2 separate regions of the Homo sapiens genome follow, and region 2 is linked to region 1. The links are chromatin contacts, found by Hi-C or POLR2A ChIA-PET in ENCODE. All regions are on one chromosome and are shown on one strand. The core of a region is the stretch at or near the end of the contact, and the rest is flanking DNA. Distances in the headings are between cores, read along the strand shown.

Region 1 (4,999 bases), core at 78-2,577:
AGCCAAGATGGGTGGATCACTTGAGGTCAGGAGTTTGAGACCAGCCTGTTCAACATATGAAACCCCATCTCTACTAAAAATATAAAAATTAGCCTGGTGTAGTGGCCCACACCTGTAATCCCAGCTACTCAGGAAGCTGGGGCAGGAGAATCACTTGAACTCAGGAGGCAGAAATTGCAGTGAGCCGAGATCAAGCCATTGCACTCCAGCCTGGGTGACAGAGCAAGACTCCATCTCAAAAAAAAAAAAAAAGAAAGAAAAAAACAGTGCTATTTCTTAGAATTCAGATTCCTAGGCCCTATTCTGGCATCCTTGCTTGGGAGCAAACCCCTCACGTGATTATTTTCAGCCAAACTGACACCTGTTCACAGACAAACACATGAGACCACTAGTTAGTTGTGAAATTCAAACCTGAATATGAACTGTTAATAAACTAAGTCAAGGCCAGGCACGGTGGCTCATGCCTGTAATCCCAGCACTTTGAGAGGCCGAAACGGGCAGATCGCCTGTGGTCAAGAGATCGAGACCATCCTGGCCAACATGGTAAAACCCCGTCTCTACTAAAGATACAAAAATTAGCCGGGTGTGGGGGCGTGCGCCTGTAATCCCAGCTACTCGGGAGGCTGAGGCAGGAGAATCTCTTGAACCCGGGAGGCGGAGCTTGCAGTGAGCCAAGATTGCGCCACTGCACTCCAGTCTGGGCGACAGAGTGAGACTCCGTCTCAAAAAATAATAAATAAATAAACTAAATCAAAATAAAATATTAAAATCAAAATAAAAGATTTTCTCATGAATCCTCAAGTTTTGGCACAGGTGGAACCCGAAAACATTAGAATATGAGAAAACAATTAGCAAATTAATTAAGATCTTCGTTTTCATTAATTGTGAAGGCAGTTCTTTTACCTTTTGTGAAGACATTGGAGAACAAGGCAGCTAGAACCTGAGAAGCCGTGATTCTGTAGAGAGGGAAGCCTGGAGAAGGGAGGCTCACTTTTTTTTTTTTGAGATGGAGTCTTGCCCTGTCGCCCAGACTGGAGTACAATGGTGCCATCTTGACTCACTGCAACCACCGCCTCCTGGATTCAAGTGATTCTCCTGCCTCAGCCTCCCAAGTAGCTGGGATTACAGGCGCCTGCCACCACACCTGGCTAATTTTTTGTATCTTTAGTAGAGACGGCGTTTCACCATGTTGGCCAGGCTGGTCTTGAACTCCTGACCTCGTGATCCACCCGCTTCGGCCTCTCACAGTGCTGGGATTACAGGCATGAGCCACTTCAGCCCGCCGGAAGCTGACATTTGCTGCCGCTTTGTTCCACAATGAACTTGCTGCTTTGAAAGCGGTGACTGAGAGGTTGAGACACTGAGCAGAAAAGGAAAGCTAAGAAGCTGAAAAGCTGTTAAAACTTTTTTTAAGGCAGATTCAGGACTGGGACAGTAAAATCTGGGGTACAGAGCCTGCTAGAGGCAGTCCTGGGGCCCTGGAGGGGACTCTGACCTAGGAACAGGTCAACTAAAATAGGGGGAAACCTTAAGTGCAGCCTCGAGCCAGCTCTACCCTTGATGGATACCTGGCTGCCCTGCCCACTGCTGGGGTTACTGAATCAGCGCTTAGTTCATTAGTTTGTTTTTCTTCTCCTTTCTTAGTTTACTATGAGCCAGTGTTTCCGGAGCCACCAAAAAAGCTCAATATAACTCCTGGTGTTTAAGATAAGCACTTGACATGCTTGTTTTCCTTTTACAGCAGCTTAAAATGTGCGTCTGACAGTTTCTAAAACCTAAAACAACACATAGGCTTTTCTGTTTATTTTTATTCTTATTTTTATTTTAAGTTCCGCTTTTCTGTTTTGCTGAGTTTTGTTTGCTTTAATTTTTGTTTTATAGTCTTTGTTAGACTCTATGACAGATGTCTGAAGGCATATGTAGCCAAATTTGTATAGTGGCTCTCACTACTTGGCATGTTTTCAGGTGGCTTTTACTTTGTTCTTTAAACTTTCTAAAGTCCTTTTTGTTTTAAAATGAGGATGAATAATATTTACAAAGAGCTATTTCTAAAGTATGTATTTGCTGGCAAATCTTGACTACGTATCACTGTTTTGGAACCTGCTTTTTCATTTCAGAAGTGTTTTATGTTTGAATGCATCTTTCTTTCTCTCTTTTCTTTCTTTCTTTCTTTCTTTCTTTCTTTCTTTCTTTCTTTCTTTCTTTCTTTCTTTCTTTTTCTTTCTTTTTTTTTTTTTTGAGACGGAATTTCCCTCTGTGGTCCAGACTGGAGTGCAGTGGTGCGATCTCGGCTCACTGCAACCTCCACCCCCCGGGTTCAAGTGATTCTCCTGCCTCAGCCTCCCAAGTAGCTGGGATTACAGGTGCCTGCCACCATGCCCAGCTAATTTTTGTATTTTTAGTAGAGATGGGGTTTTGCCATGTTGGCCAGGCTGGGCTTGAACTTTTGACCTCAGGTGATCCACACGCCTCGGCCTCCCAAAGTGCTGGTATTACAGGCGTGAGCCACCGTGCCGGGCCTGAATGCATGTTTCTTTCTACATTTGCATTTGCATGTACATATGTATATAACAAGTGTCAGGAGTAATGTATATGGTGATTGTCTTGTACTGTGGGTGATTTCTGCTTTTTTCCCCCTATGGTTTCCAGAAGTTTCAGGAGGGTCTGCAGATGCTGGTAAGACCCCCGCCCCAGTTGGTTTCCAGGTTCTTGACACCTTTTCGAGAAAGAATTCAGGGACAAGTCAGAATGAAGGGAAAGGCAAAAAGCTTTTATTGCAAAGTGATAGTATGCACTGAAGAGAGAAGTGCAGGCATGTTTGTGAGAATGAGTCACACAGAGGGAGTTTGGGTTTCTAATTTTATGGGTGTTTCTTTAATTAGGGGGTGAAATAATCATTAGGTATTTTGGAAGAGGGGGGATTTCAGGGACCCCCCACTGTCCCACACCCCCAGGTACCACCCCCTTTCTCCCTGATTTGGGTTTGCACTGAAGAGTCATGGACATGTCACCCTGTCTCTGTTGCCAAGGCTGGAGTGCAGTGGCGTGATCTCGGCTCACTGCAACCTTTGTCTCCTGGGCTCAGGTGATCCTCCCGAGTAGCTGGACTATAGGCGTATGCCACCATGCCCAGCTATTTTTTTTTTTTTTTTTTTGTATTTTTGGTAGAGAAGGGGTTTCACCATATTGCACAGGCTGGTCTCGAACTCCTGACCTCAGGTGATCTGCCCTCCTCAGCCTCCCACAGTGCTGGGATTACAGTCATGAGCCACCAAACCCAGCCTTCTCCTCCTGATTTTGGGTTTTCTGTTATCCCACAGTTTCTTTGCCTAGCTCTTGTTTAAGCTCTTGTGTGGATTCTTCCATCCTCTTGCGAGCACCCAGTGATCTTCCTATCTCATTCCCCCTTCAGAGATTTCCATCCCTTATTCTTAAGGGTTGATGAGGGAGGAGGTCAGTCATCTGTGTCGTCTTCTTGCTGATTTAAGGGCGCTGGCCCTGCCTACCAAAGGATTGGAAATCTCTGGCTGCTGGTCTAAGGATCCCAGGCTGCATTAGCAGGAGAGTCCCATGCTGAGACAGGAATTGGCTGAAATCCTTGCATCACCATCATCTTTACATGGAGTTGCTGTAACCTAGAAGATATAAACTTTATAAGGAAGTTGAATACGCATGGGCCAAATATTTTTATTATTATTATTTTATTTATTTTTTGAGACAGAGTCTCACTCTGTCACCAGGCTGGAGTGCAGTGGTGTGATCTCGGCTCACTGCAACCTCCGCCTCCCAGGTTCAAGCAATTCTCCTGCCTCAGCCTCCTGAGTACCTGGGACTACAGGCGCGTGCCACCATGCCCAGCCAATTTTTGTATTTTTAGTAGAGACAGGGTTTCACCATATTGGCCAGGATGGTCCCAATCTCTTGACCTCATGATCTGCCCGCCTCAGCCTCCCAAAGTGCTGGGATTACAGGTGTGAGCCATCATGCTCGGCCCAATGGGCCAAATACTAACAATAAGATCACCATTAATGGGCCTAAAAGTGGTAAAACCAGGTAACAGAAAGTAGAGCAGCCTTAACGCATTCCCTTTGGAATCGGCCAAAAGGTTTTCCTTTCCAAAGGTGTGAAGCCCTTTTGCTTGGTCAGCTGTGCCTGAATTCCAAAGTGGGGGAAGGTATGGCGAGGCGTGACTGACTCCCAGCTTCCTGTCATGACCTGAACTAGGTTTTCAGGCTGTTTCGGTTGTTGTTTGGATTCCCTTTGGCCAAGAGAGAGATCCATTCTGTTGGGGGCTTCTAATTTTTTTTTTTTTTTTTTTTTTTTAGTTTATATTTTCTCTTTTTTTGTCAACGCATCCCAGAGGCAGTGTTGATGGCCAAGCTTTCATTCTGGCCCATATTGATGCTGGGGTGGCATGCTACAGGCCCTGGGTCCTTCATGTCCCCTAGTGGGACCCCTATGGCCAAGAGACTTAGAGTCAAAAAAACTTATTGCCAATTAAACATGCTAGACAAGATAGGAATGGAGGTGGGCAGGGACTCAAGCTTCAGCCTGTTTTCCCTTTGCTCCCCCTTTCCCTTTTGTGTGCACTTTTAGGTCTGAAGGTTTGTCCTTTCCTGCTGCCTTCTTTTTTGGCTTCGTTTCTACTTTTGCAGGAGCAGGGTTAGGGGACAACTGTGCCCATCTCCTCCTGGGCTTTTCCTTCACAGCCCTCTTGACTGAGCTGACCTTCCTCCTGGGCATGTTGGTGGTGGGGAGGGGGCCTGCCGGGTGCCTACGGGCAATGGCGAAACCAGAGCCTTCTGGAAGCTGGGCTCACCAGCTGCTGCCGCTCCTCCCACCACCCAAGCTGCCGAGACCTGTGGCAGATTTTTTTCCCTCAAGTTTATAGAGCTATCTGTAGTAGCTCACTCATGTATTCTGTAATGAATACCCCACCTTCCCCACCCCTCCATCTGCCACTTTCTTATCTACCGAATTTGATCTTAACTCCTCAAAA
Region 2 (5,305 bases), core at 1,477-3,976, 250 kb after region 1:
CTGGGGCAGGTATGCAGCCGCTGCAAGCCTTGGTTCCACACCACGCCTGTGAAAGGAAGGAAGGATACAAGGCAATGAGCCACACAGCTCCTTCCAGCGCCAACAGCCACTGCGAAATTAGGCTCTTTTGCTTTGGCCATACTTGTATACCGGCATTCGGGCTCAGCTGGGCACTGGAAAGCAGCTGTTCCGTGCTTGTTAAGGTAATTAAGCAACGGTGGCCCTCGACTAAATCTATCTAACCACCAACAGATGGGCATTTCAGCTGTTCTAGGCATTTAATCCTTTCCCTTAGAGGACAGTAAATCACAAGGAAACTATGGAAATAAACGGGTAGCCTACGCAGCCTGGGGCTGCATTTGTTGCTATTTCTACCCATCGAATTCAAAATACCGAATCCTGGATCAACTCTCCCTCCCACTGAAATGAAAGGGTTTGCACACGGAGAGGAACACAGGAAGAAAAGCTCTCTCTGCTTCAGGTTTACATGGCCATGGGGATTCACTGGGTGGCACAGAGCATGTTCAGTGTCAAATATTTGTCAACTATTTATCTGGTGCTACAGGACTCCTGGAGTAGTGTCTCCATCCACTTGAGATGACACCAGGTGACTGGCCCTGAGATCACCCACACCCAGAGAGTATTTGGATGCACTTCTAAACGCAAGCTGCTGAAACAGTGGCAGTAGAGAATGAGCCAAACTGCGTGGAACGTCATGTTCAAAATCACGAAGTGATTGTCAAAAATCCGAGACAAATACATAGAAAGAGAGCAGATGTTGCAATATCCTGGGTGAAATGTCAAAATCACGAAGCGACTGTCAAAAATCTGAGACAAATACATAGAGAGCAGATGCTGCAAAATCTTGGGTGAAATGTCAAACTCTTGTTTTGTATTAGTTTTTTTTTTTTTTTTTTGAAACGGAGTCTTGGTCTTATCGCCCAGGCCGGGGTACAGTGGCGTGATCTCGGCTCACTGCAACCTCTGCCTCCCGGGTTCAAGCGATTCTCCTGCCTCAGCCTCCTGAGTAACTGGGATTACAGGCACCTGCCACCACACCTGGCTAATTTTTGTATTTTTTAGTAGAGACGGTTTTGCCATGTTGGCCAGAATGGTCTCAAACTCCTGACCTCAGGTGATCCACCCGCCTTGGCCTCCCAAAGTGCTGGGATTACAGGCATGAGCCACCGAGGCCTGTGTTAGTTTTATGAGAAAAAAATGAATTGTAAAAGAGGCTTTAAAGAGGTGAATTGTATGGTGTTGGAATTCTAATAGTGCTGTTAACAACAACAAAAAGACCAAAAAAAAAAAAAAAAAAAAACACCAAACCCACACCCAAAACAACCCTCCCTCCCCCACACAGCACAATCAGGCATTTCAGGCCTTGATGTGAACACTTAACCTAAAGCTGGCAGGATGCTCCTCAGCTACTGCCCAGGCCTGTGCGCCTGAGGGCGCCCTTCAAGCCTCAGGGAAGTGCCACAATAATAGGGAAGTGCGGAGCTACTGTGCTTCTAATGTGATGTGACATTTTCTTAAAGAGGCCCCCTCCTCAGAACTGAATAAGCCTCAGGCACCTTGAAACCTGAGGCCATGGAAAGGGTCTTGCATTAGCTTCCCAACAAATCCACCCTGCAGACAGGTAACAAGTGCCTAAATCATCCAGGTAACTTTTAATGGAAATAGATATATATATAGTTCTATATTCTATATAAATTATAATAAATATATGAGTATGTTATTAAATTATAACTTATCTATATTTATAAATATATATTTATACTGTATGTATATTGGGGGACAGGCAGAATCTAATCACCTACCTCATGGAAGGCTGAATTAGTCTTTCTTTCATTGAGTCAATTACTTCCCACTGCTCAGCATCTCATGCTGTACTGAAAAATTAAGTTCTATGATACATTCCCCCAACACTGGGGAGATGTAGGGGTAGAGGGAGGGCTTTCTCTACAAGTACTTAGATTTTAATATTCGGTAAATAAAAAATAGGCATTTTATCATGGAGATTAATCCAAGAGGTTTCTCTTGAGGTTTACATGCTTATGCATATCATAAACAATGTTAGTCGGTTTTCTTTTTGATGTGAACACAGTGCAAGAGGGATTTCTTACAGAAGAAAAGAATCCAGAAATCCATTCAGGTAACTGAATTTTGTTGGCATTATCTCAGCTCTCCCACTTACTTTCTCCTCTTAATTGCCTTCCACACCCATAAAGAGGGGGAAAAAAACACAAAAACCCACTACCGACCTGGGCTGCCACGTTCTAATGATACATAACCACTCTCTCATGAAGCTTTAATTATATGCCAAGAGGTGCAGAGAGCTGGAAGCATCCGCCCTCCCCTGAGACACACCATCACCCAGCAAGAGTCTGCACGTAGCCAGGTGGCTCAACATTCTCTGTTCTGTGGTCACCTTCTAGAAACTTGAAGACCAAACCACCGGGCCAGCTGCAATTTGTTTTGCACACCTGCCCCAGGAATTTTTTTTTTGAGACAGAGTTTCATTCTCGTCACCCAGGCTGGAGTGCAATAGTGTGATCTCAGCTCACTGCAACTTCTGCCTCCTGGGTTCAAGCGATTCTCCTGCCTCAGCCTCCTGAGTAGCCAGGATTACAGGCGCCTGCCACTACACCTGGCTCATTTTGTTGTATTTTTAGTAAAGATGGTGTTTCACCACGTTGGTCAGGCTGCTCTTGAACTCCTGACCTCAGGTGATCCACCCGCCTCGGCCTTCCAAAGTGCAGGGATTACAGGCGTGAGCCACTGCACCTGGCCCGGAATTTTTTTTTAAGTTCAAAATCTCACCCTTGACCTTCTACAGTAGGTAACAGTGGGAGTGACTTGCATGGATCAAAGTTTAAAAATACAGATATGGGTGCAAGGCTAATTTGAAAAGGGTGCCACTTGCACACTAAATGACAGGCTTCACCTCTGGAAGCTTCCCACTCTAAGACATGTCCTGACTGTGGCGACGAGGGGCCTTTTTATATTACACTTAGGACACACACGCACAAAGATAAACATTCAGCTACATCATGGCTGGTTAATATCACCTACACCAGGACTCAGAAGTCCCACTCCTAGGTATTTACCCCAAGAGAAATTAAAAAGTATTTCCACAGAAAGCCATGCACAAGAACATTCATGGCAGCCGCATGAACAAATATCTATCAACAGGAGGAGGGATAAACAAACTGTACTACATCTTATATCACTGAGCATTTTTATTTTTATTTTTTTGAGACGTAGTTTCGCTTGTCGCCCAGGCTGAAGTGAATAGTGTGATCTCGGCTCACTGCAACCTCCACCTCCCGGGTTTAAGCGATTCTCCTGCCTCAGCCTGCAGGGTAGCTGGGATTACAGGTGCCTGCCACTATGCCCAGCTAATTTTTGTATTTTTAGTAGAGACAGAGTTTCATCACGTTAGCCAGGCTGGTCTTAAACTCTTGACCTCAAGTGATCCCCCCACCTTACCCACCTCGGCCTCCCAAAGTGCTGGGATTTATAGGCGTGATCCACTGCACGTGGCCCACTCAGCAATTAAAAAAAAAAATCTACTGACACACATGACATGGGGAAATCTCACATGTTAAGTTGTATGAAGGAAGATGGACCCCAAAAAGTATATGCCATGATCCTATTCACATGAAGTTTCAGAATAGGTAAAACTAATCTATGGTGACAGAAGTGAGAATAGTAATTGCTTTTGCAGGAAGGGGATGGGAAGAATGGGATGGGGAGGAGAACTTTCTGCAGGGACAGAAATGCTCTATATCTGGATCAGAGCAGTGGTTACAGAATTCATGGAAATGCACACTTCAAACAAACAAGTGCATCTGATTGTCTGTAAATTACTCCTTTTAGCGGCTGCAGCAGGATTTGATGGGTGAAAGGATTAGCTCATCACTTTGAGAGCTGCTTCATTCAGCAGAGGCATCTCAGAGTCTGATTTCCACAGGAACAGGACATCCCAAAACAGGGGAGGACAGTCCCAGGATTTCAGGTGGGCGCCTCTGCTGGGCTGGCCACATTGGACTGCCCTGGGGGCCCGAGGAAGACGGGACAGGCAGCAGGACTCTGGGGCTTTGGAAGCTAATACTAAGGGAGGTGAGCAGCTCTGCATAATTGGCCTGTGACCAACAAGCCTGCTCCTTCCCCAATCACTGAGCATTCCCACCCAGGAGGGAATCTGCCCTCTGTCTGGGCAGAGATCCTCACACTAGCCTAGTGGCCAAATGTGCCCCAGGCCCTCAAAGAGGGCATTCCACAACCTGGCTCAAAGGAGCCAGGGTCTTTGGAGCCAGGGCCTGTTTCAGCGGCAGCTCCCTGTGCCTGGGGCCGAGTCAGTGGGGAGGGAGGGTTTGTCGGCATCATCATTTGTGGGCTCTGCCTCCTGCCTGTGTGTGTGTAGGGGGAAGGGCAACGACTTCTACAGTTAGAAAAATCTATTTTATGCAAAACCAACCCCCTTCCTACTTTGGGGTCTTTCCACTGGGCTCTCCCTACCAAAACCTGGTGGGGCCAACCACTCTCAGCCCTCAGTGCTTGCTTCAGTGCCATTCCTCGGGGAAGTCTTCCTTGAGGCCTACCCCCTGGGGCCCACGTCCAACCCTTCCATCATTTCCTGCCGCTGTTTTTGTTTTGTTTTGTTGAGACAGGGTCTTGCTTTATTGTCCAGGCTGGAGTGCAGTGGCACAATCTCAGCTCACTGCAGCCTCTGCCTCCTGGGTTCAAGCAATTCTCCCACCTCAGCCTCTCCAGTAGCTGGGACTACAGGCGCGCAACACCACACCTGGCTAATTTTTTTATTTTTAGTAGAGATGGGGTTTTACCACGTTGGCCAGGCTGGTCCCAAACTCCTGACCTCAGGTGATCCACCTGCCTTGGCCTCCCAAAGTTCTGGGATTACAGGCGTGAGCCACCATGCCTGGTCTCCTGCTGCTTTTCTAAGATGGTTCCTTCCTCACGATTATGGTGCTCTGTCTCCTTGTTTACTGTTTACTCTCTGACATCCCCACTCACTCCAAGGTGGAGGAGAAGAGGGGTTGTGGCTGGTTAGTTCTCTACTGGGTAAGGAAGCTTGGCTCATAATAAGGCCTCAATCAATACTTGGTTCAACAGGCGAATTCTATACCTGTTCCCCAACACACAAAAATAAAGCAAACACCCCAGCGCCCCCACCCCCAACTGCCCCACTCTGTTTCCTACAAGTTCAATGCAAATGCATGAGAAACGGCCTGTAACCCATGTCGGCTTCTAGGAAAGAAGTCTCCAGGGAGCTGGG

The links. A loop is a pair of places that touch in the nucleus more often than their neighbours do. ChIA-PET counts read pairs that join two places held with the same protein, here RNA polymerase II (POLR2A). Pooled maps may share reads with other maps.
Region 2: a loop to region 1 is called in a map of ascending aorta, with 1.9 times the contacts of the local background. The contact joins two enhancer-like sites. A Hi-C loop is called at or near these places in 1 of 168 maps with a recorded cell type or tissue (ascending aorta), 3 of 37 single-sample maps with no recorded cell type and 7 of 50 pooled maps. POLR2A ChIA-PET finds 5 or more read pairs at or near these places in 3 of 52 experiments (OCI-LY7, PC-3 and activated B cell).

Annotation. Positions count from the first base shown.
Region 1 is chr18:23,484,744-23,489,742 of GRCh38, reverse strand. No RefSeq gene overlaps it. Among named protein-coding and RNA genes, the nearest start is that of RMC1, 16 kb to the left of the region's middle. RefSeq lists an enhancer at 1,331-1,500. Within about 2 kb of position 1,327, at least 19 of the 41 ENCODE cell types and tissues checked have a DNase peak (open chromatin) inside an H3K27ac peak, as active enhancers do; they include OCI-LY7, where a contact is called at or near this core.
Region 2 is chr18:23,239,485-23,244,789 of GRCh38, reverse strand. All of the region lies in intron 7 of CABLES1 (Cdk5 and Abl enzyme substrate 1), which reads right to left. It also overlaps a transcript of SLC35D4 not described here. Among named protein-coding and RNA genes, the nearest start is that of CABLES1, 110 kb to the right of the region's middle. Within about 2 kb of position 2,726, at least 2 of the 41 ENCODE cell types and tissues checked have a DNase peak (open chromatin) inside an H3K27ac peak, as active enhancers do; they include OCI-LY7, where a contact is called at or near this core.